7 separate regions of the Homo sapiens genome follow, and regions 1, 2, 3, 4, 5 and 6 are each linked to region 7. The links are chromatin loops, found by intact Hi-C in ENCODE. Cell type or tissue: endothelial cell of umbilical vein. All regions are shown on one strand. Region 1 holds the start of LOC124900979 (a long non-coding RNA gene). Region 2 has its middle 45 kb from the start of IL6ST-DT. Region 3 has its middle 37 kb from the start of ANKRD55. Region 4 holds the start of LOC101928419 (a long non-coding RNA gene). Region 5 overlaps SLC38A9 (solute carrier family 38 member 9). Region 6 overlaps IL6ST (interleukin 6 cytokine family signal transducer). Region 7 overlaps ANKRD55 (ankyrin repeat domain 55).

Region 1 (4,000 bases), 860 kb after region 7:
CAATGTTTACAACAGCATTCCTAACAGTCAAAAACCAGAAAAACCCAAAAGTCCATCCAATGATGAATGGAGAAACAAAATGTGGTATATCCATACAATGGAATGTTATTTAACCATGAAAAGGAATGAGTACATATAGCATAAAATGAACAAAATAGCCGGGCACAGTGGCTCACACCTGTAATCCCATCACTTGGGAGGCCACGATGGGCATATCACTTCAGGTCAGGAGTTTGAGATCTGCCTAGCCAACACAGTGAAACCCCGTCTCTACTAAAAATACAAAAATTATCCAGGCATGGTGGCAGGTGCCTATAATCCCAGCTACTTGGGAGGCTGAGGCAGGAGAATCACTTGAACCCAGGAGGCAGAAAGTTGCAATGAGCCAAGACAGCACCAGTGTACTCCAGCCTGGGTGACAGAGCGAGACACTGTCTCAAAAAAAAAAAAAAAAAAAATTAAAAGTAACGAACCTTGAAAACATTACATTAAGTGAAAGAAGCCAGTTGCTCCAAACATGAAATGCACAGACAAGGGAAAGCCACAGAGATCGAAAACAGGCTAATGATTAACTAAGTCTGCGGGATGAGAAGGGAAAGGTTGGGGGAAAAGGGAGAATAACTGTTAATGTGTACAGGGTTTCTTTTTGGGTTCATGAAAATATTTTGGAACTAGACAGTGGTGATGGCTGCACAATTCTGTAAATATACTAAAGACTACTGAATTGTATACTTAGATGAGTGAATTTTATAGTATGTAAATTATACTTAATGTCATACAAAAAAGATAAATATTTATCCAATTTTATCACATATCGTCTAGACCTTTACATAGCTTGAGAAAAAAAAACTAAGACAAAAAATATCAGAGTAATCTGAATATACAATTTACATGTAAAATTCTCTCAAAGCAAAGTTCCAAATTACCTTTTGTTCCTCCTTTCCGCCCTTTCTGGTCTCCTTTGGCCAAATCACCTGCATCTCGAAGCACTTGCATTGCAGTATTAAAATTATCTTCTCTGAAGTCACCCTGGAATCACAAATTTTTTCTGTGTAACTTCACTAATACTTAATCATAATTCAAACATTTTTCATACATAAGGCTTCCCCAAATAAAAATAATTTAGTATAATAATGAAAGCCACTAAAATAGTCCAAACATGATCTGTGGTAAGAGGTATTAAAAGGTGAAAAAGAAGGAATAAAAAATGAAGAAAAGCAAAACATAAGATATCTGAAACATGTCCAGAACCCCTATTCTCTAGGTATTTTTAAATACTGGGAAAGGAGGGAAATCTGATTCATGCATAAGAAAAACACAAGTCTCAAACATAATGTTTGAAATAAAAACACACAAAAAAATCAAGATCGATTGATTAAAACTAAGACAAACAAATGTATCTTTTCCATTCTTCTCTAATTCAAAATTTAAAAACAACAACAACAAGATATTAATAATAAAGTATGACATTATAGATTTAAAAAGGACAATTACTCTCTTACATTTTCATCAACCACAAGATGCAGGCCATCTCCCCCTGCTGGAAAAATGTAGTGTTGCAATGGAGTGGGCCGATAATCTGTGTAAATAACATGACAAGGCTGTAAAAAGAAAGAATTAAACATACAAAATTTTATTTCCTCAAAATAAAACTGTATCTTAGTCCAACCTAAAAGATCTTAAGAAAATCAAGTAATGAATTCAACATTTCAAAAAGAAAACACTTCAAAAAATTCACTAAAACCCAGGCAAGAGAAAAACGTAGAAAAATTAGGTCTATGAAATTATACTACCATCTTCCCAACTTACCAATTCCCTAACCAGGGCTAAATACATGACCTGAGCATCAACTACCCATTACCTAGCCCTGGAATGCTGTAATTACGGAAAGATGCTTATTTTTCTATAGAGGAGGTATACGGTGATACAAAGGATCCATGAAGTAAAATGGAACTTTTCTGCCCCACCCAGGCTTTTCAAAACCTTAGTATAAAGCAGCACTTGATCTAGCTTCTCCCCAAGATCCATTGGATTTTTCTATCCTACAGAAGCAATATGGGAGAATGCCATAAAAACACGATCAGGGAGCTTATAAACAGATAAGTTCATGAGAACATCAGTGTAAAGGAAAATTAAGGGCAGAAAAATAAAAGCAAGAATAAATTCAGTATACATAAACAAATGCCTATTACAAGCATATACAGACGCTAAAGTCAGACTAGAAAGGCAATAACAGAAAGTCAGTAAAAAGTCTGTGTTTACATGAGAAAAATCAAATCAAATGCTCCAGAGATGCCCAGCTTTTCCTGGCACCAAGGCATTAGGGGAAATTCTGTGTACTCATGGATAACTATTTGAGTAAATGCAGTAGTTTCTAAACCTGGCAGATCATCAGATCAACTTGGGGAATTTTTAAAATTGGAGTTCCCAAGGCACTATTACCTGAGATTTAGATATAGTGGGTTTGAGATGGGGCTCAGAAATCAACATTTCTAAAAAGTCAGTCAGTTGATTTTGATAAGCTGCTTGATTTGAGAAGCAGTTTACCATTAAAATGTTTTTTTTATTATTCTGGACAACATCAGGAGAAAAGCAAAGGGAGAGTAAAGCAAGACTAATCTGTAACATTTTGAATATTGAAGACATCAAAAAAGGAGGAAAAAATACCTGTTTATGTAAATGGCAAATCCATTCAGCAAACTGTCGGGCATTTGGAATAGTAGCCGAAAGAAAGACATAGTGGACGTTATCAGGAAGCAAAATAATAGTTTCTTCCCATACTACACCACGTTCTGAAAAAAATAAATATATACTTTGGACTATAGTTGGACTACAGTGTCACTCTGTGATAATATCTAAAATTATATTCTCTGAAGCTTTATAGTTAGAAATGCAGACTTTACTCAAGAATATTTTAAGCCACAGAACCTTACTGAAAACTATTTCTCACCATTAATCTATCCAGTAGAAAATTAGTAGACTAAACCACTATAAATACAATGTACTCTGAAATAGCCTACAAAGAGCAATTCCAGGGTTAATCTTTCCAAACAACCTAACAAGAGCCTCAATGACAAGGCAGCGGAACAGTATTTCTACTGCACATTGAAAAGTAATGGTTACTAACTTGTAGAAAGTTATAGCAACACATTTAGAAGATACTATTCCTATTCCAGACGGCATCGTTCACCCAAATTATCCTTGTGATCCTCTGGAGATGAAAGAAAGACTTGATGAAAGATAAAACCGTAAGTCATTTTTTATTAAAACGGAAAAAGTTTGACAGCTTCCCTCCTAAAATAGACAAATCAACAAAGGATTTCTGATTCTAAAACCAAAACAACTCTGTTAAGAGCTTAATTTTATAAATTTGGAAAGGGTGAAATATTCAAAGGGTAAATGATTTCTTAAATTCTATTGCTTTCTCCATAAATACAGGCTGATTTAGTGAGCTAGTTTAAATAAAAACTAAATCTTATTTTAAGCGTGTACATATTAAACATTTAACTTTTCAATGTGTTTGTTAACGTTAGCCCTGCCAGCACCCTACAAATTCCAAGCATACTTACTTTTTCATTACGAGAGCGTAACAGCCTAAGTAAGGGGCATTTGTAAGTTTTTCTTTTTGTTCATTTTTATTTCATAATCCTCACTTTTTGTTTTTACCATAAACACATATTTCATAGTTACTGAACTAAATAAAAATCAGGAAAGTTAACTTTGCAAGCTAGAAGTTTTAGAAATTCTGTAACATTAGTTCTACTGGTGAGCTATTAGAAGCACGCCATCTTTTAATTTCTTTTGCTTTATTTGAATTTGCATTTCTCACCCAGCAAAAGTTACTATTAAAGAGCTGTACTTGAATGAAATCTTAATGGAAAAATAATATCATGTTGTCCACTATTTAAAGAAGCAAGGCTGGGTGCGGTTCACGCCTGTAATCCCAGCACTTTGGGAGGCCAAGGTGGGAGGATCACTTGAGTCCAGGAGTTCAAGACCT
Region 2 (4,000 bases), 160 kb after region 7:
ATATTGTGAGGGGAGAAATAAATTCCTTTGTCCTTTGAATGATTGATTGGTCTGTCCCATGGAGGTGGCTGAGCAGGTTGACATCCAACCCAGTTGGAAGAGTATCTTGGTTCCCAACACAAAGAAGACAATGCAGATCTGTGTGGTTGGAGGGACTGGGATTTACTTCTAATGTAACTTAAAGTACTTGGCACGCAGTTAGCCCTCAATAAATATGAGTTTATTGTTACCCCCTCTCAACGAGTAGTGGCTTTCCAGATCCTCACTGTGAGAAAGATGACAAAGCTACTTCTAAACTCAGAGAAAATAAAAATGCCATGGTCAATTAGCTATGTCTGCCTTGGACACAAGATAGGGAAATGGAACTTTTTTTCCTGGATCTAGAATCCATTGCCTTAAAATAAAGCAGGCTTGAGATAACTTACTGAGTTAGTGGAGCTCACAGAGAGACTGAACAGAAGTAAAGACTTGAATTTTACCATTGGTAGAATGTACAAGTGTCGTTTGCTATCAATAGCTGCACTCTGCAATACAGTAGCCACTAGCCACATGGTGCTTTAAATTTATATGAATTAATCTTTTTAAATTTAATTTAATTTTTTTTTTTGAGATGGAGTCTTGCTCTGTCACCCAGGCTGGAGTGCAGTGGCGCAATCTTGGCTTACTGCAACCTCTGCCTCCCAGGTTCAAGGGATTCTCCTGCCTCAGCCTCCCAAGTAGCTGGGATTACAGGTGCCAGCCACCACGCCCAGATAATTTTTGTATTTTTAGTAGAGACAGGGTTTCAGCACATTGGCCAGGCTGGTCTCGAACTCCTGACCTCATGATCCGCCTGCCTCGGCCTCCTAAAGTGCTGGGATTACAGGCGTGAGCCACCGTGCCTGGCCTAAATGAATTAAAATTAAATAAAATTTAACCAACAGTTCCTCACAGGTAAAGTGCTCAATAGCCATATGTGCCTATTGGCTACCATATTAAACTGTGTAGACAAGACGTTTTTCATCATCACAGAACATTCTATTGGACAGAGTTTCTATCTAAGGTGTCTTAGAAAATTGTGAACCGGGCACAATAACTCACTCCTATAATCCCAGCACTTTGGGAGGCCAGAGCAGGCTGATCGCTTGAGCTCGGGAGTTCAAGACCAGCCTGGGCAACATGGTGAGACCCTGTCTCCACCAAAAAAAAAAAAAAAAAAATTAGCCAGGAGTAGTGGTGTGCACCTGTGGTCCCAGCTACTTGGAAGGCTGAGGTGGGAGGATTGCTTAAGCCCAGGAGGCGCAGGCTGCAGTGAGTCAAGATTGTGCCACTGCACTCCAGCCTGGGTGACAGAGTGAGATCCTGTCTCAATTAAAAATAATAATAAGGAATAGGGCTTCTCACATAGGAAATATAGTCATTTAAATCAATACCATGATCATACTCAATGGGAAAGCACAAGAGTTCCATCCATTAGCATCATCAAAACTACAAGAGTAATTACTCTCAAAATTACCATTTAAATCTTCTGGAATTTTTGGCAAATGACAGTAAGCCGTAGAAACTCTAAACTCATTTATTGTTTTGGATATCTTGTTATCTCAAGTGACAAGGCCTGACATCCTCTCAGTCCACCTTTTGCTCCAACCACTGCTGTGCAACCTGCTTCCTACAGGTGTAACGTGACAGCACCTGACTTCAGCCATGCTTCTTCACTCCAGCTCTCATGCTCTGGGGCTTCTCTGACACTCTGACATCAGTGGGATGCTGCAAGAACCTGCCTGGCCTAGCGCATGAGGGCAAGGGCACGAGGCCTGTGTAGTGGCACAGGACTCTGTGCTCAGATGAGCCTCATTCTTGGTTTAGGGCTCTACTATCTCTATCTTGAAATTATGAATACTTTTTGAACAATGACCTGTAATTTTATTTTGCACTGGGCCTTGCAAATCATGTCGCTGGTCCTACATGCATCCATGGAAACGTAAGCCCTTGACTCAAAGCTGAAACAGAATCTGGTGGGTAGATACACCTTCCACTCTCCCTAGAATGCACAGTTCTTAGACACATGGCTTCACAGAAGATGCCCATCATCACAATCCAGTCTTGAGTAGTCCACTGCAGTGACCACTTACAACAGATATCTGTATTGGCCTTCCCTCCTTCACTGTTTTACTTCCCCAACCTCATTCCTCTTGCATGATTCACTTCCCAAAATGCATGCAACCCCTGATAACAGACTATTTTATTGAGGGAACCCAGGCAAAAACGGTATTTTTCTAGTGTTTTCTATGTGCCACAGTTCTCGATTCCAGGAAATCAGAAGTAAACAAGACAAAATTATCTGCTGTCATAGAGTTTACATTCCAGGTGGCAAAGACACAAATAAGTGAACAAATAAACAAGATCATTACAGATTATGGTAAATGCCATGAAGAACACAAACAGGGTACTCTGAGAGCAGAAAGGGTGGGAATATGGATATTGCATATGAGGCCTGAATAATGAGGAGGCACACACACACCAAGGGCTAGGAGAAGATGTTCCAGACAGTGGGAGTAGCAAGTCCAAAGGCTCTAGGGTGAATACACTCTTGGTATGTTCCAGGGACAGAAGAGAAGACAGAGCGGTGTTCCAGAGAACAAGAGGAGAGGTGGTACAAGAGGCTATGAGAGACATTCTATGCTTGAACCCTGGAGGCGGAGGTTGCAGTGAGCCGAGACGACACCACTGCATTCCAGCCTGGGCAACACAGCAAGACTTTGTCTCAAAAAAAAAAAAAAGAATTAAGATTCTATTTCTCCCTCTCCCTCTCCCATCTCCCCACGGTCTCCCTCTCCCTCTCTTTCCACGGTCTCCCTCTGATGCCGAGCCGAAGCTGGACTGTACTGCTGCCATCTTGGCTCACTGCAACCTCCCTGCCTGATTCTCCTGCCTCAGCCGCCGCCACGCCTGACTGGTTTTCGTATTTTTTTGGTGGAGACGGGGTTTCTCTTTGTTGGCCGGGCTGGTCTCCAGCTCCTAACCGCGAGTGATCCGCCAGCCTCGGCCTCCCGAGGTGCCGGGATTGCAGATGGAGTCTGGTTCACTCAGTGCTCAATGGTGCCCAGGCTGGAGCGCAGTGGCGTGATCTTGGCTGGCTACAATCTCCACCTCCCACCCGCCTGCCTTGGCCTCCCAAAGTGCCGAGATTGCAGCCTCTGCCCGGCCGCCACCCCGTCTGGGAAGTGAGGAGCGTCTCTGCCTGGCCGCCCATCGTCTGGGACGTGAGGAGCCCCTCTGCCTGGCTGCCCAGTCTGGAAAGTGAGGAGCGTCTCCGCCCGGCAGCCACCGCGTCCGGGAGGGAGGTGTGGGGGTCAGCCCCCCGCCCGGCCAGCCGCCCCGTCCGGGAGGGAGGTGGGGGGGTCAGCCCCCCGCCCGGCCAGCCGCCCCATCCAGGAGGTGAGGGGCGCCTCTGCCCAGCCGCCCCTACTGGGAAGTGAGGAGCCCCTCTGCCCGGCCAGCCGCCCCGTCCGGGAGGGAGGTGGGGGGGTCAGCCCCCCGCCCGGCCAGCCGCCTCGTCCGGGAGGTGAGGGGCGCCTCTGCCCGGCCGCCCCTACTGGGAAGTGAGGAGCCCCTCTGCCCGGCCACCACCCCATCTGGGAGGTGTACCCAACAGCTCATTGAGAACGGGCCATGATGACAATGGCGGTTTTGTGGAATAGAAAGGGGGGAAAGATGGGGAAAAGATTGAGAAATCGGATGGTTGCCGTGTCTGTGCAGAAAGAGGTAGACATGGGAGACTTTTCATTTTGTTCTGTACTAAGAAAAATTCTTCTGCCTTGTGATCCTGTTGATCTGTGACCTTACCCCCAACCCTGTGCTCTCTGAAACATGTGCTGTGTCCACTCAGGGTTAAATGGATTAAGGGCGGTGCAAGATGTGCTTTGTTAAACAGATGCTTGAAGGCAGCATGCTCGTTAAGAGTCATCACCACTCCCTAATCTCAAGTACCCAGGGACACAAACACTGCGGAAGGCCGCAG
Region 3 (4,000 bases), 70 kb before region 7:
GTAGGATCTTTGTTATTGGATTTCACTACTCCCAAGCTCTCTCTAGTACAAAGCTAGGAAATGTATGTATTTGTGTACATGTGTGAATGTGTATACATACGCACACATGAAGATATAAAGTGTATGCACAGACTCACAGAAATGTATATCAACGTTTTGTTTCTTTATCCAACCCCACATAGTGCAAACTCTAAATTTACACCAAAACTTCTCATCCTAATCCCATAGACCACAGCGTTCATTCTAGCTTTCTTCTTTCCTATGTTTATTACTCTTTTCTTGCAGTGAGAAACCTGGCTCCCACCGCCTCATTATAATGACTTATTTCCTCAGCCCTCCTGCCCACTGCTTTTACTCCATCTCCCAAGCCCAGAGAGCTAGCACCCCCATTTAGCCATCTTCCTTGCATGGCCAGAAACCCCATGGGGCCGATAATCTATCTGAAAACATTTCATTAATGATAAAAATATATATTGTGATCTAATGACTTAAACCTATTTCCTTTGCAGAAAGTGTTGCAAATGTTATAATACAGCAAACTCCTTGAATGTGTGTGTCTTCCAGTAATTTTGATAGACTGGCCAGGGTGAAAGTTAATCCATGAATGTGATAGAGTGTTTTCTCTGAGAAAAGCTAACTTTATGCCTTTAAATCCATGAGTTGTACATGAACATGACATGAGCAAACATGTATTGTTCAATGGTTCCTGGTGGCCACTGTTTTTATTCTGGATTTTTGCTTCATAAAAACGATAAATCTGATGTTACAAGCTTTCTAAGAAAGCTCACATTTTTCCTAAGGCTCAAAATTGAAAGGAAAAAGATGTTGCATGGCTTCATGAGCCACTTAGTACTGCAATTCAACTGTTAAAAATTACAAACAAAAATTTTATTTAATTTCTTGCTTGCCCTTAATAGGAAAGGCATCTTTAAAGGATTGTTGACTATAGTTTCTGGAATGGTTCATACTGGAAGATCCTCTCAGCTAATCAAACACTGCTCCTTTTTCTTTTCACTAGATGCATTGTGGCCTGAACATGAACATACATGAGGCTAAGTAATTTTTTTTTTTTTTTTTGAGACAGGGTCTTGCTCTGTCACTCAGGCTGGAGTGCAGTGGCACAATCATGGCTCACTGCAACCTCAAGGGCTCAAGTGATCTTCCTGCCTCAGCCTCCCTAGTAGCCGGTGTGTGCCACCACACCCAGCCAATTTTTTTGTAGAGATGGGGTCCCACTATGTTGCCCAGACTGGTCTCAAACTCCTGGGCTCAAGTGATCCTCCCACCTCACTCTCCCAAACTGTTGGGATTATAGGCATGAGCCACCAGGCCTGACCAGCAATTTATACCTTCTCTGACTCTTAAACCTGCCCTGGGGCCATTGGTGTACTCATTGTATTTAACAACCAGCTTTCTGGGGTGCTGCAGGGAGAGGGGTAGTCCTGATTTGCAGTAAATGGCCATTTTTGTAGCATAAATACTCCCACCATGGCCAACATCAAGCTACCAACATGACATCACTTAACTAGGGGCAGGGAAGAGATTACACAACTGGCTCTCATGAGCTTGTGTGAGCCACCTCCAGCCCGGATGCCCGTGTGTACCTATAAACCAACCAGAACCACCCACCCACTTAAGCATTGTCTCCAAACTGCCAGTGACTTAAAAAAAGTTCTGTACCCTAGAGAGATAAGGGTTCAGGAAACAGGCTATAGTCCTTGATTTTGGGTGTTCACATGCTTAACTCAGAGAGATGACTGTCCTGTATCCATGATCAACAGAGAGGTTTTTGCTGGGAACAAGAGAAACGGGAAGAGAATAAGTGAAAGAAAAAATAAAATCAGCAAACTGTCTTGAAGTCAAAAGTGCGCTTGTGGTAAAGCATATGAGATCAACCACCTCCTATGTTTTCACAGTTCTGCTCTGCCTGGAGGGAAGTACCAGCTCCAAAGGAGGTCCAGCTGGTCTCCTGTGCGCAGGATTTGCAGGCTGAGGGTTAAAGGCGCTCTAAGCCATGGAGCACCTCTGACCCCCACTGGCTGCTGTCATGCATTGCACCTCAGGGATGGCCAAGGCCCCTCAGTACATTGCCCTTTCCTAAACACAAGTGACCAGTTTCTCCTTTGCTGTATTGTCAGGACTTTCCACCAAGTGCCATCTATTTCTCATCCATCTCCTTTGAAATATTTTCACTCTTTATCTACTTCTCTGGGCTGGTAGATATTTCTAAGTCATTGTATAGTGCATGGATTTTATTTTCATTTTCGTTTGATCAGAAAATGAGTCGAGAAGATATGACATTGTTGCATATGTGGTTGATTTTCATTTCTCTTTTTCTCATCCTTTTGGTGACAAACACCAGGAGCTGCTTCTTTTTGTATAAGAAGTCCTTCAGCACCTATACTGGTCATCATCTGAAGCGCATACTCTCTTGCGGTCCCTTTGATAGAGCAAGAGCACCACCCACAGCAACAAAACATGCCCTGAGTCTCTGGAGGGAGCCTGGACAGTTAATGAAACCCAGGGCCAATGGACCACAAAGCCCAGTCCGTAATCAGAGTGCTGCATCAATTGCGCACACTCAAGTGTCTGATTCCATCGGTTCAGTTTGGTATCTGTATGGCGTCTGTCTATTTGTATGATACCTTGGTAATCTGACTCATGAATTAGACCAGACCAAAGCAACCTGGGGGAAAGGCGGAGTATTTGTGGGTAAGGAACATGCCTTCCAGCCTTGTTCTAAAAACCAAACATTAGTTGTACATTCCAGTTATTCCTCAAAGGAATTATTTTTTTCCAGTACCCTGTATTAAATTAATTTTGATTTTGCACCTAGTCTCACTGCTTTAGATCATAACCTGAGTGTGACTTCCCTTTGCTGAGCAGGAAAAGTCTTGCCTCTCTACATCTCTATGTATCACTTTCAAATACAAAATTCTGGGTTTCTTATTCTAAAGAACTGCTTTCTGCTCTTGTTTCTCATGGCCAGCAGAGGGACTCCAGAGAAACCCTCAGACAGAGCGTGGGATTAGGCCACTTTGTGGTGGTGAAAGTTCCCCCAGCTCTCTAGAGAAGTGACATTTAACCCTAGGGTTTCCCAGCACACATACAAAAGGTTTGAGAAATAGAGCCAGGTCTCTCAGGACCACAGGTAACAATAATCTTTACCTGAGGCTGAGAAGAGCTTTGTAATCACATCCACCCCTGGCAGAGAGAAAGAAAGCAGGTTAGCACTTAAAAAAAAAAAAAAAAAAAAAGAATTGTGAAAACTGAAGGAGAAAACAACCAGAACCGTGGACGCGAGCCATTATTCCTCGTTGACGTCACAGCCCTCCAGAGCTGCAGAGAGGGGATATTTGGGAGACTAGGGACCAACTCAATTTTATTATGTTTTGTTGGCTGATAAACTTCACAAATGTCCTAGTCATCACTGAAATTATTTAGTCACTTGTCACACTTTTCTCCTTTATTTCCCAATGTTATAGACAATGAGCAAATTGTATAGGAAATAAACTGTTTGTTTTGCAACAGATGCTGGAGAGCATGTGGAGAAATAGGAATGCTTTTACACTGTTGGTGGGAGTGTAATTTAGTTCAACCACTGTGGAAGACAGTGTGGTGATTCCTCAAGGATCTAGAACCAGAAATACCATTTGACCCAGTAATCCCGTTACTGGGTATATACCCAAAGGATTATAAATCATTCTACTATGAAGACACATGCATGCGTATGTTTATTGCAGCCCTACTCACAATAGCAAAGTCTTGGAACCAACCCAAATGCCCATCAATGATAGACTGGATAAAGAATGGATAGAATGGACATAGACACCATGGAATACTATGCAGCCATAAAAAAGGATGAGTTCATGTCCTTTGCAGGGACATGGATGAAGCTGGAAACCATCATTCTCAGGAAACTAACACAGGAACAGAAAACCAAACACTTTCATGTTCTCACTCATAAGTGGGAGTTGAACAATGAGAACACATGGACACA
Region 4 (4,000 bases), 77 kb after region 7:
AAAGCACCTCCTACTCCCAGATACCTGAAATTCTTTTTTTAAAAATTATTTTATAAAATATGGAATACTTCACAAATTTGTGTGTCATCCCTGCGCAGGGGCCACGCTAATCTTCTCTATTAATACCTGAAATTCTTTTAACTCAGGGAAAAAATGGGGAGTTCTACATAGGTCTCAGAAGTTGGAGATGGTTAAATGACTTTAAGTAAAATTAAAGTATAAATCATTGAAAGTAGACATTTTCCAGCCAGTGTGGTGGCTCACACTTATAATCCCAGCACTTTGAGAGGCCGAGATGGGTGGATCACTTGAGGTCAGGAGTTTGAGACCAGCCTGGCCAACATGGCGAAACCCATCTTTACTGAAAATACAAAAATTAGCCAGGTGTGGTGGCGGACACCTATAATCCCAGCTACTCAGGAGGCTGAGGCAGGAGAATCGCTTGAACCCAAGAGGCAGAGGTTGCAGTGAGCCAAGATCGCGCCATTGCACTCCAGCCTGGGTTACTAAGCAAGCAAGACTCTGTCTGAAAAAAAAAAAGAAAAAAGAAAAAAGTAAGTGTTTTCCTAAGAGCAGATGTTGATCCTAAGCAAGTAAGAAAGTAGAAGAACATAAGCTACATTAGGAAAAAAGTGAATTAACCATTTTTTAAAAAAAGAACAAATTTCAGAAAGGCAGGCTGAGGGAAAGTTCATCTACTTCAAAACACTCCTAGAACCAGCTTTGAACAGAATAGTTCCCATTTTGCAATACCACCCACTTAGCAAAGAAAATCCAATTCTCTAGGCCTCATGGTGGAAAGTAAAACTAAGGGGAAAAAAGAAAGTACAAAGATAAGGAGAGTTCAAAAGGAAGTAAAATATCCAGAAGAGTCCTTTCCAATCCAGTACTCAATTCAGAGGCCTCATGTACTGATCAAATCCTAGCCTCCATTTTTTTCCACGTTTTCTGCAGCAAAACATGAAATTCTGCCTTCATGCTGAAGCTATAAGCTTCTGTTAATAGTTGAATTTTTCAGGGCCAGGCACAGTGGCTCACATCTATAATCCCAGCACTTTGGGAGGCTGAGGCAGGTAGATCACAAGGTCAGGAGTTCAAGACCAACCTGGCCAACATGGTGAAACCCTGTCTCTACTAAAAATACAAAAATTAGCCGGGCGTGGTGGCGCACGCCTGTAATCCTAGCTACTCCGGAGGCTGAGGCAGGAGAATTGCTTGAACCTGAGAGGCAGAGGTTGCAGTGAGCTGAGATTGTGCCACTGCACTCCAGCCTGGATGACAGAGCGAGACTCCGTCTCAAAAAAAAATTAAAAAAAACAAAAATAAATAGTTTAATTTTTCAAAGTTTGCACAGGTTTATGTGCTTTAAGTATTTACAATAATTGTGATTTCCCTTTCCTTCTTCTCTTTTTTAGTGAAAGTTTTTCCTATTGAAAGTTTTTGTGAAAAGGAAAGAAAAGTAAAGTAGTAATAAAAAGAGGTAGAAGGAAAATATGAAGAACTAGGCCTCCCAGATAGTAAAACACATCATAAGTCTATGGTACTTAAAACATTGTAGTACTTACCTAAGATATGACACAGAACACATAACCCAGAAGCAGCATATGTAGCTTAAGTGTTTCAAATTTCATCAGTCTATGAGGTCACAGTCCGCTTTAATATGCAGTTTACTTGTCTTCAGAGAGGAAAGTCTGTTACCAAGTCCTGCTCTCTGTGTATTTCTGGGAATTCTCTGGGGAATGTTTACATGTTTCATTAATCATTCCTCAGTCACTGATAGCTCAACCAACGCTGCATCCTTGGACCCATTATCTCCTGCCATTCAGCGGCCACCACATCCGCCCACTCTTGTCTCTGCTGAATTCCTTCTGAATCATGGGCCCTGCCCTTTAGCCCCCTGCTGTGACAGCTGAGGCAGATTGGCTGTGTTTGCAGGACATCCTGAAGCTTAGAGATAAGAAGGAGCTAAAGTTTAGACAACTTGAAATTAGGTACCACAGACTGGCCCCAAGGACATGAGTATATTAGAGATTATCTATATGCTCCCCTCGTTACTCAGCAAAACCCTGTTCTTCTGGATCGCTTCCATGTTGATGGTCAGAGGAATTTAAACAGTCGGTCTTAGTAATTGTCATGAAGGAGTATTTCACAAAGCTTCTGAGTGAATCATCACATGTTGGTAAGCCTGACTAGATCAACATCCAGCCCTCCATCTGCTGAATTTATTGGCAATACACTGTCTAAATGGGAGGACATAATCTGCTGGGGACCCGTCCTGTTTCAGAATAAATGTCTCCTGGAGACCTCTCTCACATAGAATGGAACTAATCACATCTGCCACATTCAAATATGCAGTGTGATTGATCACTGTGTTGAAAAATACATGGCCCTATTACGTGTTATAAAATTGCTGCTTCTAGCATAACAGGAAAAAGGTGTTTAATTGACAGAAGATACAATCTGTACCTGGTAATTCTGGGGCCACACAATATACATACATATATGCTCTCCAAATACTCATGTCCAACCCCGTTCACAGATATACCCAACCCAGCCCTTCTCTGTCCAGCTGCCAGGCTGCCTCCAGGCCTGAGAGACCACCTGGCCCTCTCAGAAGTGCCCTTCTGCCCAAGGTTCAGGCCCTGCACAAGGCTGAGGAGAGGTCTTCCATGACCTCCTTTCCTGCCCCAGGACTGCCCATTTCCCGAGTGACTTACCAGAGGGATAGTCATTCTTTGCACAGAAGACCCCATTCATAGGAATGTGGGCCAGGCTCACACCTGTAATCCCAGCACTTTGGGAGGCTGAGGCAGATGAATCCCTTGAGCCCAGGAGTTCGAGAGCAGCCTTGGCAACATGGCGAAACCCCATCTCTACAAAAAATACAAACATTAGCCGGACATAGTGGTACATGCCTGTAGTCCCAGCTACTCAGGGGGCTGACATGTGAGGATTGCTTGAGCCCAGGAGGTGAAGGTTGCAGTGAACTGTGATTGTACCACTGCACTCCAGCCTGGGTGACAGAGTGAGACCGTATCTCAAAAAAGGAATGTCAACTTGCCCTTTGCCCTTTGCCTCTCCCTACACCCCCAGAAAAAAATCAGAACATAGTTTTGTGACATCAGTACTTAATCCAAAATATAGTTATTCAATCTTTTATTTTTGGAGACAGAGTCTCACCCTGTCACCCAGGCTGGAGTGCAGTGGCACGATCTCAGCTCACTGCAACCTCCACCTCCCTGGTTCAAGCGATTCTCCTGTCTCAGCCTCCCGAGTAGCTGGGACTACAGGTGTGCGCCACCATGCCTGGCTAATTTTGGGTTTGTTTTTTTTTTAGTAGATTAGGGGTTTCACCATGTTGGCCAGACTGGTCTTGAACTCCTGACCTCAAGTGATCCACCCACCTCAGCCTCCCGAAGTGCTGGGATTCTAGATGTTAGCCACCGTGCCTGGCCTAGTTTATTCAATCTTGAATACAACTATGTGTAGAATCAAACGTCCAGTACCTTTTCACAGTATTTTCCAGGATGACCTGATGGCCAGGGCTAATCGTCTTTAGGCCACCTCCAAGCTCTCAAACTCTGATCTCCTGCTGGCAACTGCCTAAGCTACTACAAGTCCACAGCTTCCAAAAATAATAATGCATAGGCACAGAGCAGCTATAAATCTACACTTAAGAAACATTTTTTTAGAGTAAACATAATCTTCAGAGATGCAACTCTATCTCCCAGCAAGTTGACTTTTTATATGCTTCAGCTAAGCTTCAGCTTCTCAAACTTCTGTTTTAGATCGAAGTATTTGCTGTACATTAGGCACACTTAAAAACCCACTGGGACAGGTTACCAAAACACAGGCAGAGTCCTTCATCCAAGACAAAGCCAAGCCTTGACCTCCTAGAAAACAGTAGGTGCTCTTTAAATGAATAGTGGAAATTCTTATTTCTACTCACAGAGTTAAAAAAATTCAGGGTCTAATTCTACCCAGAATTATTTTGTCTTTG
Region 5 (4,000 bases), 510 kb after region 7:
GCCTCCCAAGTAGCTGGGACTACAGGTGCACACCACTGCACCTGGCTAATTTTTCAAATTTATTTTTTGCAGAGATTGCATCTCACTTTATTGGCCAGGCTGGTCTTGAACTCCAGGGCTCAAGCAATCCTCCCACCTTGCCCTCCCAAAGTGTTGGGATTACAGGTGTGAGTCACCACGCCTGGCTCTGGCAGTGATGAAAAAGTGTTCTAGATTATGAGATTCATCCTTAATTAGAAGTGTTTAAATATGTATATTAGAATCAGTAAAATATGATGTAATAAAAAGAATTAAATGAGGCATATTCTGCTCTCATTGGGAAGACTCTGAAGATGTCATAGTCTTCAAATTTTAATCCATAAATTTAATGTGATTTCCCCCCTAAAATGCCAGCAGCCTATTCCAAAGTTTATATGGATCAGTAATTTCACTTCTAAGCATTAATTCACATTGTCAAAAATTGTATGTGTACAAGGTTGTGTAATGCAGTATTTTTTATAGTAGTAAAGATTAAAAGCAATCAAAATTTCTTACAGGATTGGATAAATAAGTTGTGGCACATTTATACAATGGAATATTTTTTCCTCTTAAAAAGGAGGTGGCTTTATTACATATCAAAATGGAACAAGTCTTCAACTTATTTTGTTAAGTGAAAAATTGAAGTACAGAGCAGTGTGTATAGTATGCCACCATTTGGGTAAAAATAAATAAATATAATATGTATAAATGAAGTTTTGGGTAGTAAATAGGAAACTGTAAGATGGTTGCCCCCTCAGAGGGAAACTGAGTGCTTTAGGCGGGATGGTGTGGCAGATACTGTTAGGTAGACACCCAACAATTAATCAGCAACCCTACCTATTCCTTAATGTCAACAGAATCCTTATTTTTTTGAGTCACAATGGGTCTTCATCCAAGAGATGAAAGATGGTTGGTTTAAGCTAATCTTGATAATCCTATTTTCATTCGCACATACTTAAGTTTTTAGTCTTTCTTAAAACTAGAGGTGGAAATGTGAAATTTATCACATGAGAAATTTATCATTGTCATTTATAGTGGCCATCAGAAAAGATAATGAAATAAGACTTTTGATTCTTACTTATATAATCCAATGTCAGTAAATATAAGCACTAATGAATGCTGACTTGAATGCTCAGGGTTTTCTTGAAAATTCTAAATTCTGTGATAAATAATTGACCACTGTGACAACAGAATGTAAGTCATTAAAGTGCATTCCATTACAGTAAGTTGGCAGGAGTTCAAACAGTTCTCTGTAAATTTGTTTAACTGCGTAGATTAAATGGCAATATATTTTCTATAATGAAACTTGTTGAAATGAGAGGGAATCAGCTATTTACAATCATGGCATAACTACCTAGGTAAGCATGTTTTAAGAAAGGCAAATATAGAGACTTAGCAGTACTAAATGCTAATTTGCTTGTGGAATAATTTGTTTAGGAAAACAAACTATTTAATGAGAAAAAATGTAAGTACCTTCAAACATTGTTATTTCTGTTAAAATATGGATTACTTCACATTACATATATAAATAAAACTCATCTACACTGTGGGAAAATTATCTTCCATTTGAAGAACCAGATTAGGACAACTATTTCCAAAACTGTAGTCATTTTAGAGTTACCTTATGACTTTGGCAATATCTTCAATAGTACCTGTATAATATAAGTGAATGTTTCTTCAAAAATCTATTTACTTTTTAAAATTAGGGTTAATTTAGCCTCAACCCAGCTTTGTAAAACGATGGATTTGAAGTGTTGTTTATGCTTTTTTTCTAATACGCATTGCATTAAATACCAACTAGTTTAAATAGCATTTATTCTTGTGCTACTTACAATCATCTTACATATTACCATACTTTGAGAAACTGTCTTTGGCTGTCAGAGTATGTCAAGTATATATTTAGATTACTTATCCTCAGTTTAGCTTGTGGTTTTCTATCTCTTCCACTAGGTGGCAATAAAAATCACATAATTTTAATAACTGCTTTGGACTGAAAGTATGATGGTTCGCTTATCCTTTTAGTGGAACTGGGGTCTAACTAAACTTAGGTGGAGGAAGGAGCTTGTTGTTATAGGGGAATAATATATGTCAAGTCATTTGGGGGGCTTTTTCAAACTATGCAGGCCTACTTTTTATTCTGCATACCCCTCCCCCACCAGTTTTCCCCCTGATTTGGGGGTGGAATAAGGAATGTGAGTGGAGGGACAGAAAGGTTTAGAAGTCTCCTATCTTGATATATGTGCTACATTCCATTAGCAAGTACCAGTCTAAGAGGTTACTTTCCTGTTTTTCTCAGACTTTCTGGTAGCCAAAGATAGAACCTGATTTTCAGTATTGCTTGATGTTGCTGCATATTCAGGATTGCTGCTATTCTCGGACTATGCCCTGGGGAAGTTGCCCATCCAGCTAGCCTACAAACAGATTGTGAAATAGTTAATTTGTTTTTGAGCTTCTCTTGTTTTTCAGTCTTTCTCTATCTCTGTTTCCTCTTCTTCCATTTTCCCCAGGGCCTAGGGATTTCATATCCTTCTCTGTATGCCCAGTATTACCCAGGGCAGGAATTCACTCAGACTTAACCCCTTAGGCAATTCTTTGTAAACCATATTTTTCTTCTGCCCCTTATTCACCAGTACTTATCTGTCCTATTCCCTCCAGGGCTCTGTTGTCAGCTTGGTATTATAATGGAAAACAATTGGATATGTCAGAGACTTAGTCTATTACATTTCCATGGCTATTTGCATTTTAACATGGAGAATCCGGTAAATATGAAGTCCTAACCAAAAGTTTCAAGATTTTTCTAACTGAGAACATTTCAGGTGCTCTGATAAGCCAAGTGGGGTACAGGCAGCATTCCTACTGCCCTTCAAACAACCTAGGTATGCTGTGGCACTCTTTTTTATAATGTCCTCTAGCGTGCACATCTGTAAATTGGTCTTTCTGTTTTACCTGTCACTAATACTGTCACTATAGAGCAGCCTAAGTTGACTCTTTTTGGTACTTAAGGTCTTAGGAGAGAGGAAGAAGGAAAAATATATAAGGACAAAGAATTTGAGAGAATAAAAGGATTCTGATGGGATTGTAAATAAGGTCGCAGTCTAACAAGTTTATATTTAGATTTAAGACATCTCTAACTCCACATCTCAGATTGTCCTCTTAGCACTTTACAAAAAGTTCCTTTGGGGAATCTAGTACAATGATATTTACTAAGGCAAAGTGAAGAGTTTATCTATTAATAGGTAACAGTAGATAGATCCTGGCCCAGTGACAGTGATTGGAAGTAATTGAGGCTTGATGGTTTCATAGCTGGGATTATACAGATGTTCAACAAAAGACAGAAAAGTAGTTTTCCCAGGAGGGGTGGTTTCCAGAGTTGTATAAATTATATTTTGAGGAACTTGACATCAGTGTTAAACAGATGGACTAGGACCTTGGTCATTAATCAGTGGCTAGTGCGGATGGCCAACTTGCTAATTGTATTACTTTTATACCCTTCTCCATCCTCTTTCCCTTCCATTCTCTCACACTTGGGCCTCCCTCTCTTCTCTCCAACTTTCCACTGTTACTTTTCCTCAAAGGAACTGTCTTTTTGCTAAACACTTGAAGAGTGTTTAGCAAATCCTGGCCTTAGAGTCAGAGATGCCTTAAATCTAAATACAGGCAAGGCACAGTGGCTTACACCTGTAATCCCAGCACTTTGGGAGGCTGAGGGAGGTGTATTGCTTGAGGCCGGGAGTTTGAGACCAGCCTGGGCAACATAGCGAGATATATGCAAAACTTAGCAAATTTCTACAAAAGCAAAAAAAATCTAAATACAAACTTTGTTAGACTGGGATCTTATTTCTAGTCCCATTAGAATCCTTTTATTCTTACAAATTCATTGTCCTTATATATTTTTCTTTCTTCCTCTCTTTTCAAATAGTTTTGTTTGCTTAATTGCCCTTTTGTATCCATAATTGCTTGCCTGAGTGGCTTCTTTCTTTCC
Region 6 (4,000 bases), 220 kb after region 7:
AGAATATCTTCTTAGAACTTTCAAAACTTAATGAGAAAACAGGAAACCCAGTTGATCAATATGTTTGAACAGACACATCATCAAAGAAGATATAGCCAAGCACACACCTGCCGTAGGGCCTAGCCATTCCACTCTTCACTTACCTTCTATTTTGGGGACACACACTATGTGTTAGTTTCCTAGGGGCTACTGTAATAGAGCATCCCTTTGTTACAGTATCCCTTACCTGAAATACTTAGTAACAGAAGTATATTGGATTTTGGATTTTTTTTTTTCAGTTTGTGTTGTATTTGCATTATATACTTAAAGTTAAGCATCCCAAATCCTAAAATCTGAAATCCAAAATGCCAGAGCTCAAAACGTTTTGGAATTAGAGCATTTCAGTTTTTAGATTTGGGATGTTCAACCTGTACCACAAATTGGGTGGCTCAAAACAACAAATTTATTCTCTCAAGGTTTTGGAGGCTAGAAGTCCTTTTGAGACTTTGGATAGAATCTTCCTTTGCCTCTCCTAGCTTCTGGTGGTAGCCATCGTCGTTGAGATTCCTTAGCTTACAGCTGCATAACTCCAATCTCTGCCTGTGTATTCACATGGTATTCTTCCTGGCTCTGTCTCTTTAAAGACACCAGTCATATTGTACTAAAGGCCTATTATACTCCACTATAACATCCAATTAAATCTGCCCATAGAGTAACATTTTGTGCTACTGGGGTTAAGACTTCAACATATTTTTTGGGGGGAACAGTTCAGCCCATAACAAACAAAAAGAAAATTAATTTAATTATATTGTATTTAGAACAGGGGTTGGCAAACTATAGCCCATAAGCCAAATCCAGCTTGCAGCCATTTTTATAAATAAAGTTGCATGGGAATATACCTATGCCCACTTATTTACATATTGTGTATGGCTGCTTTTGCACTTTAATAACGGAGTTAACTAATTGCAAGAGAGAACTTAAAGCCCACGAAATCTAAAATATTTATTATCTGGCCCTTTACAGAAAATGTTTGCTAGCCTATTTTAGAAGGTGTTAAGTGTTGTAGAAAAAAAAAAAATCAGTAAAGGGGTATAAGAAACACAGGGTGGTTAGGGAAGATCTCTATGAGGAGGTGAATTTGAGCAAAGGCTACAAGGAATTACTCTCTATATATTAACTTATGAAGATGTCCACTATGTAGTGTTAAGTGAAAAAGGTTATAAAACATTTCTCACTTACATGATCCCATCTTTGTAAAATAGAAAAGTGTGTATATTTATACAATGTAAAGTTATATAATACATGTATAAAAAATTTTGCAAGAATATCCACCAAAATGTTCATGGTAGTTATCTCTTGGTGGGATTATAGTGCACTTTCACATGGCATTTTTTCAGTTTCTTTTCATTAGACATTTAAAAAATATTTTTATAAATTTAATTCCTTATGTGTTATTAAGTTATATCAAAGGCTTAATGTGTATGAAACAATAATGGAAGATTCAACTCCTTGCCTAAGTTTGAAGTTACTTGTTGTATTTCAAAGAGGAGCACTAGTACTTAAGCTAGAATTTAAGTGAACAAATCTTAAAATGGATTTTTATCTCTGGTTACATAGAATAGTTGTTAGCAGGCTTAATTTAGTGCTAGTAGAAGAAGAAATATGTGATTGTTAAAGAACTCCGTCTGTCATAAATGTTCCTGTCATGTTTCTGTGACATTACATAGACGTCAGGGAAGTTTGCATTAGGTGTGGGTGAGCCAATAATGTTTGCAAGCGTATATCAAATCATAGCACTAGGGCTGGGCGCGGTGGCTCATGCCTGTAATCCCAACACTTTGGGAGTCTGAGGTGGGCAGATCCCTTTGAGCTCAGCCTGGGCAACATGGCAAAACACTATCTGTACTAAAAATAAAAAAATTAGCTAGGCATGATGGTGCCATCTCTAGTCCCAGCTACTCGGGAGGCTGAGGTGGGAGAATTACCTGAGCCTGGGAAGTTCAAGCTGCAGTGAGCTGTAATTGTGCTACTGCACTGCAGCCTGGTGATGGGAGTGAGACATTGTCTCAAAAAAAAAAAAAAAAAGCACTAGAATATTTGAATACTCTTATACAAGTGTTTATGGGTTTATTTTATTCTGAAGCTCAGAACATATCTAAAGTAGGATACTTTCTGCAAACCCAAAAGCCTAAGAGCAGATGGGGATTTTTAAAGTACACATATAATAAAATTATCAAAGCCAGCCTTCTGAACAAGACTCTCCTCTCTTTACAGTGAAACCCAATGGAAAAAGCATGACATTTAGAAGTAGAAGACTTAGCTTCAAATCCCTACTCCTTCACTTACTAATTTTGTGATTTGGGTAAGTAATTGATCTTGTCTGAATTTTTTGTTTTTTTATTTTACAAAGTTCCAATAAATAATCCCTGCCCTACTCACCTGATTCTTTAGGATATTAGGAGACTAAAGTGAAATAATTTATGTGACAACATTTTGTGTAATGTAAAATAATATCCTAGTGTTAATTGTTATGAACTCATAATTGATACTAATGGAAGAGAACAGAGTGGATAATTTAAAAACTAATTTAATAATTAGTTAATTTTGTGTAGGTATTACCAACTTCTGGCAGTTTATTCACAGTAACACTGTACTGTGAAAGATATATAGAAATTTTCTTCATCTTGATCCCCACGCAACTTATTAATTCAACAAGCATTATTTTGCCTTCTATTTGGCAATTTTAGTTCATATACTGTTCTACAATTGTAATAGTAATGTTACCATAGTAACAAAGTTTATATTGACATTCTTTTTCACATGCAATGTAAATCTAAATATATTCGTGCTTTTTATTTCATCCTTAGGTTAAGTTAGAAAATGAAAAAAAAATCACAATCCATAGGTGACAAAAATAATTTATAAAGAGCCTAACCATTAAATATTTATCCATTGTAACTCTACTGCTTTTTCTCTCACTTGAGAAAACATATGGAAATGAAAGTAAATGAGAATGAACAACTATAGGGATAATCTTGAATTTATTCTATTTTAAATAAATCATTTATGAACTTTGTTTCTCTAACATTAAAAGTAGCAATACTTGTTATACATCATCTAGCTCCTTTCGGCACACTACCATGTTATATCACCATAGTTGAGGAATGATTACAGCTTTTGGTTTTCAGAAATAATCTTTCCTGTATTTATGGTTACTAGTTAGGTTTTGGCTTCATAGAAGCTTCTCAAGTTACCTGCAAATTTCAAGGAAGGTTAGTGTATGCAATGTATGGTTATAATATATGCATAGAAAACTCTGCAAGAGGTGAGGTAATAGTGCTATTAATATAATTTTAAATTAAATATTAGTATCAACAGAAGGAAAGGAGGGAAAAAATAAGCAAACTACTGTCAATTCTGTCAATTTTTTTTTTTATTTTTTTGAGATGGAGTCTCGCTCTGTCACCCAGGCTGGAGTGCAATGGCACGATCTTGGCTCGCTGCAACCTCCGCCTCCCAGGTTCAAGTGATTCTCCTACCTCAGCCTCCTGAGTAGCTGGGACTATAGGTGTGCGCCACCATGCCCGGCTAATTTTTGTATTTTTATTAGAGACGGGGCTTCATCATATTGGTTAGGCTCGTCTTGAACTCCTGACCTTGTCATCCGCCTGCCTTGGCTTCCCAAAGTGCTGGGATTACAGGCATGAGCCACCGCACCCGGCCATAATTCTGTCAATTTTTAAGCAAGCCCCAAGTGAAGTTAACTGTATTGCATATAATATTTTATATAGTGTTACTGTGTCTTCATCTCTTAGATTTGGACTATGAAATCAAGTCCCATAATAGATGTTTCTTCATCACCTCTCCATTACAATCTTTTAAAAATTAGGAAAGATTACTTTCTAAATGTGAAATGTGGAATCTACCTTTGCCTAGTTCGCTTTGCTTGTGTTCCATGGTACTACTCAAACAAATCTAATTGCTTTGAAGTAATCATAAATTCTTTCATGGACCTCTTGTT
Region 7 (4,000 bases):
GCTCAGAAAACCTACCCCCGCAAGAGCACAGAGATGCTAACATTCAAAGAAACACAACATGTGTTGCATCACAAATTTGGTTAGGAAGAAAGATCTGATTGCAGTCAGATATTTACTCTTGAGATAATATTGTTGCAAGACTTCCTCCCCACAGAATGAAATCTCTTCTTTTCCACTCCCACGGTATGAAGGTCACTTTGCATGTTTGTTCCCTCAACTGGTACATGTGGAAAGTTCGGAGCTATTTTTCCCTTTAAAATGTTAGAAAGAAACTCTCTTCTTCTCATATGACTGACACTTTCTAAAACACTCTTATCATCTCAGGAAATACACCCTGAGGGACTGGAGAAGACATGAGAAATGGTAAAAATGTTTCTGCTCACAAAATTACTACAGCCTGCTGCACAAGGCAAAGGGTCTCGTTTAAGAGCAAGGAGACACAAGTGCCTATCAATGTCAAAGTAGTAATTTGGATAATAATAACAACAGGCACACTTTGTTTTTTTTTTTCTTTAACTTTCATTTTAAGTTCAAGGGTACATGTGTAGGATGTGCAGGTTTGTTACATAGGTAAATGTGTGCCATGGTTGTTTGCTGCACAGATAATCCCATCACCTAAATATTAAGCTCGGCATCTATTAGCTCTTCTTCCTGATGCTCCCCCTCTCCCCACACCACCCCCTCTGACAGGCTCCAGTGTGTGTTGTTCCTCTCCATGTGTCCATGTGTTCTCATCATTCAGTTCCCACTTATCAGTGAGAACACGTGGTGTTTGGTTTTCTGTTCCTGCATTAGTTTGCTGAGGATAATGGCTTCCAACTCCATCCATGTCCCTGCAAAGGACATGACCTCGTTCTTTTTTATTGCTGCATAGTATTCCATGGTGCATATGTATCACATTTTCTCTATCCAGTTTATCACTGATGGGCATTTAGGTTGATTCCATGTTTTTGCTAACAGTGAATAGTGCTGCTATTGTGATATGCATGCAAGTATCTTTATAATAGAATGATTTATATTCCTTGGGGTATATACCTAGTAATGGGATTGCTGGGTCAAATGGTATTTCTGCCTCTTGGTCTTTGAGGAATCACCCCACTAATTAACACACTTTGAATATTTACTCTGGGCCAGGCACTGCTTTAAGCACTTCATATGAATTAATTCATTTAGCTCTCAGAACAGCCCTAAGGGGGAGGCACTATTCTTATCCATTTGGCAAGTGAAGAACGGACATAGAGATGTTAAGCAACTTGCCTAAGGTCACATAGCTAGCAGGTAAGTGGCAGTGCCAGAATCAGACTCTAGAGGTGAGGCCCCAGAGCTTGTGCTCTTACCATTTTTCTATATGTATGCTTTGTGTCACCTGATATATTTGAAAAAAGTCACATGAGACTAATTTTGTTTCAATGCCAGCCAGCTGTATCAATGACCTTTAACTTGTTCTTGCATGGCCAAAGAGTTCCAGATTGACTCAGGGCCCAGGTGAAGGTCCACAGAGACTCTTTATTACCAGTGGGTGGCAATGTTGTCCCATGAAGCCATCGTGGTGCAGTGTAAGGCCTGGCATGCTCCTTAAAGGTGGAAAGACGCCACTTTGTGGATAGGTCATTCTGGGTACCCCTAAGAATGCAGTTTCTTCAAAGCATTCAGGATAATCCCGCAGGGGGAGAGAGGGAATTAGAGGAATGCCCAGGAAACTGTTCATTGAAGTGATTCTTCCCGTCCTGCCATAATATCTCCAGTATGTCTCAATCATAAATAAGACATTTGTCTTCCCACTAGGGCATGTCTTTCTTAGGGACAGAAACTCTGTAGCCTTTGTAACTACAATTTTACTAGCATATGGTAGATGAGTAAATGGATGAATGAGTTCTTCAGAGGCAATCAATTCTATTTCAAGGAACAATCTAAGAAAGAGCTTCAGAGTCCTCTGTGGTTGTCCAAAATGAATCCAGACATCATTGGTGACCCTAGGATGTGTTTAGTCACCCAAGAATCCTCAGAATAGAATAAACCAAAGAAAGCCTCCCCAAATTACCCTGGTCTGAGCTCTTGAAATTGCAATACCCAATGTGCCCTTCCACTGACCTGGCCCTTTTGCAAAAGGGTCACAGCTTAGGCAGAACAAATGTCAAGCTAACTTCTGGGTAATTTCAACAAAATGGGCCCAGTAACCGATGCAGTCAAGGGCTTTCCCAAAGAGCTCCATAATAACCCAAGGACAGAGCCACCATATGAAGCTCTAAAAAAGGAACTTTTTGTAAAACTTGAGATACTCTAAGGAAGGTCCTCTAATCTAAAACATTTTTAATAGCCTATTACGTGTCTGACATACCAGTATTAATGCTAAGCCCTTGACATTGGATAATTTATGATACATCCAGAAATCAGTTAGGTTTTTTGACCATGAAAAATGAAGGAAAGAAATGATCTTAAGGCTGTCTATTCTTCCAATTTTTAGGTAAAAATTAATAAAAATTAAAATACATACCTATGTCTTTTTTAAAAAAAAACCTACTAGAGTATTTATAAAGGTCAGAATTAGCAAAATACATACTTTTTTCTTTTTTAGGATGTTATCAAACAGCAAGGACTTGCTTTCTTAGTTATAGATATGCTAGGCTCTGTGTACCCCCTTAGTATTAGTTTATTAAAGCTAGTAAGCCTGAATTTGGTTTATTCTGACAGGTATAAAAGAACATAAATTCATTATAGAGAATTTGAAAAATATAGAAAGTTCTGAAGAATATCCAAGAGATTATCTCTATAGACTTTTTGATGCACGTTCTTCCAGGCTTTTACGGACTTTTACACATTTCATATATATACATATTACAATTAAAACACAATTGTAGAGATGCTGTGTTGCTCAGGCTGGTCTCCAACTACTGGTCTCAAGTGATCCTCTCACCTCGGCCTCTTTTTTTTTTTTTTGAGACAGAGTCTCACTCTGTCACCCAGGCTGGAGTGTAGTGGTGCGATCTCGGCTCACTGCAAGCTCCACCACCCGGGTTCATGCCATTCTCCTGCCTCAGCCTCCCAAGTAGCTGGGACTACAGGCGCCCGCCACCACGCCCAGCTAATTTTTTTGTACTTTTAGTAGAGACAGGGTTTCACCGTGTTAGCCAGGATGGTCTCGATCTCCTGACCTTGTGATCCGCCCACCTCGGCCTCCCAAAGTGCTGGGATTACAGGCGTGAGCCACCAAACCAAGCCACACCCAAGTTTTTTTTTTTTTTTAACTTTGAACATGGTAATTTATCTTATGCATTATTTAAATCAACTGTTTAAAAATGTTCAAAAGCCACTTTAAGAAACATTTAAAAATACATTTTTCTGACTTAATGGTGATCACTTAAAATAAGCAAGTCACCAGACATTTTTAAACCATTCATAACACCATTACCTTAAATAATTGTTAGATTCCAAAACACAAACATTCACTATGTAGTACAACACACTGCTCAGCAGTAAGATTAGTTTCCCTCTGATAAAATACTTCATGTAGGTTATTAATTTGCCGGGCCCTGCAAAGTTATTAAAATTTAACTAATATAAACTGAAAACTAGAGAGGTAAGGGAATTGAAATAGAGCACAATTCAACCCTAAAACTTTAGAGCTGGTTTCTCTAAAGAGAATTTGTAAAATTCCTTATTCCACCCTTTGTTAAAGTTTTTATTTCAACTCTTAGATATAAACACGTGTTTGGGTTTTTTTGGGTTTGTTTGTTTGTTTGTTTGTTTTGAGACAGAGTCTCACTCTGTCGTCCAGGCTGGAGTGCAGTGGCGCGATCTCGGCTCACTGCAAGCTCTGCCACCCGGCTTCACACCATTCTCCTGCCTCAGCCTCCTGAGTAGCTGGGACTACAGGCGCCCGCCACCACGCCCGGCTAAATTTTTTGTATTTTTAGTAGAGACGGGGTTTCACCATGTTAGCCAGGTTGGTCTTGATCTCCTGACCTCGTGATCCGCCTGCCTCGGCCTCCCAAAGTGCTGG

The links. Peaks named below come from ENCODE experiments on the same cell type or tissue, not always from the same donor. Only the 100,000 strongest peaks of a DNase experiment are listed, where the experiment ranks them.
Region 1: it touches region 7 in a loop (18-fold over the local background); 5 of 110 quality-filtered maps call a loop at or near these places.
Region 2: it touches region 7 in a loop (5-fold over the local background); 4 of 110 quality-filtered maps call a loop at or near these places.
Region 3: it touches region 7 in a loop (4-fold over the local background); 10 of 110 quality-filtered maps call a loop at or near these places.
Region 4: a loop joins it to region 7, with 4 times the contacts of the local background. A loop is called at or near these places in 6 of 110 quality-filtered maps.
Region 5: a loop joins it to region 7, with 6 times the contacts of the local background. A loop is called at or near these places in 10 of 110 quality-filtered maps.
Region 6: it touches region 7 in a loop (5-fold over the local background); 64 of 110 quality-filtered maps call a loop at or near these places.

Annotation. Positions count from the first base shown.
Region 1 is chr5:55,342,123-55,346,122 of GRCh38, reverse strand. MTREX (Mtr4 exosome RNA helicase) reads right to left here. Exons shown (of 27, transcript NM_015360.5): 8 at 2,668-2,792; 9 at 1,503-1,601; 10 at 927-1,029. It overlaps LOC124900979 (a long non-coding RNA gene), which reads left to right and starts at 2,972. Exons shown (of 2, transcript XR_007058774.1): 1 at 2,972-3,248. In endothelial cell of umbilical vein, a CTCF peak has its summit at 1,559 (motif pointing left); a DNase peak (open chromatin) is centred at 1,522.
Region 2 is chr5:56,038,383-56,042,382 of GRCh38, reverse strand. No RefSeq gene overlaps it. Among named protein-coding and RNA genes, the nearest start is that of IL6ST-DT, 45 kb to the right of the region's middle. In endothelial cell of umbilical vein, no CTCF peak of the experiment used is centred here; a DNase peak (open chromatin) is centred at 2,282; H3K27ac peaks cover 1,123 bases.
Region 3 is chr5:56,268,748-56,272,747 of GRCh38, reverse strand. No RefSeq gene overlaps it. Among named protein-coding and RNA genes, the nearest start is that of ANKRD55, 37 kb to the right of the region's middle. In endothelial cell of umbilical vein, CTCF peaks have their summits at 2,030 (motif pointing left) and 2,981 (motif pointing right); DNase peaks (open chromatin) are centred at 1,997 and 3,047.
Region 4 is chr5:56,121,824-56,125,823 of GRCh38, reverse strand. The region is part of intron 8 of ANKRD55 (ankyrin repeat domain 55); the gene reads left to right. It overlaps LOC101928419 (a long non-coding RNA gene), which reads right to left and starts at 1,723. Exons shown (of 2, transcript XR_241794.2): 1 at 1,566-1,723. It also overlaps the pseudogene RNU6-299P. RefSeq lists a silencer at 3,380-3,552. In endothelial cell of umbilical vein, no CTCF peak of the experiment used is centred here; a DNase peak (open chromatin) is centred at 1,853; H3K27ac peaks cover 2,489 bases.
Region 5 is chr5:55,689,966-55,693,965 of GRCh38, reverse strand. The region is part of intron 3 of SLC38A9 (solute carrier family 38 member 9); the gene reads left to right. Among named protein-coding and RNA genes, the nearest start is that of SLC38A9, 20 kb to the left of the region's middle. In endothelial cell of umbilical vein, a CTCF peak has its summit at 1,979 (motif pointing right); a DNase peak (open chromatin) is centred at 1,975.
Region 6 is chr5:55,981,065-55,985,064 of GRCh38, reverse strand. It overlaps IL6ST (interleukin 6 cytokine family signal transducer), which reads left to right. Exons shown (of 17, transcript NM_002184.4): 2 at 2,254-2,341. Among named protein-coding and RNA genes, the nearest start is that of IL6ST, 12 kb to the left of the region's middle. In endothelial cell of umbilical vein, a CTCF peak has its summit at 1,997; no DNase peak of the experiment used is centred here.
Region 7 is chr5:56,198,828-56,202,827 of GRCh38, reverse strand. All of the region lies in intron 2 of ANKRD55 (ankyrin repeat domain 55), which reads left to right. Among named protein-coding and RNA genes, the nearest start is that of ANKRD55, 33 kb to the left of the region's middle. In endothelial cell of umbilical vein, a CTCF peak has its summit at 1,512 (motif pointing right); a DNase peak (open chromatin) is centred at 1,557; H3K27ac peaks cover 765 bases.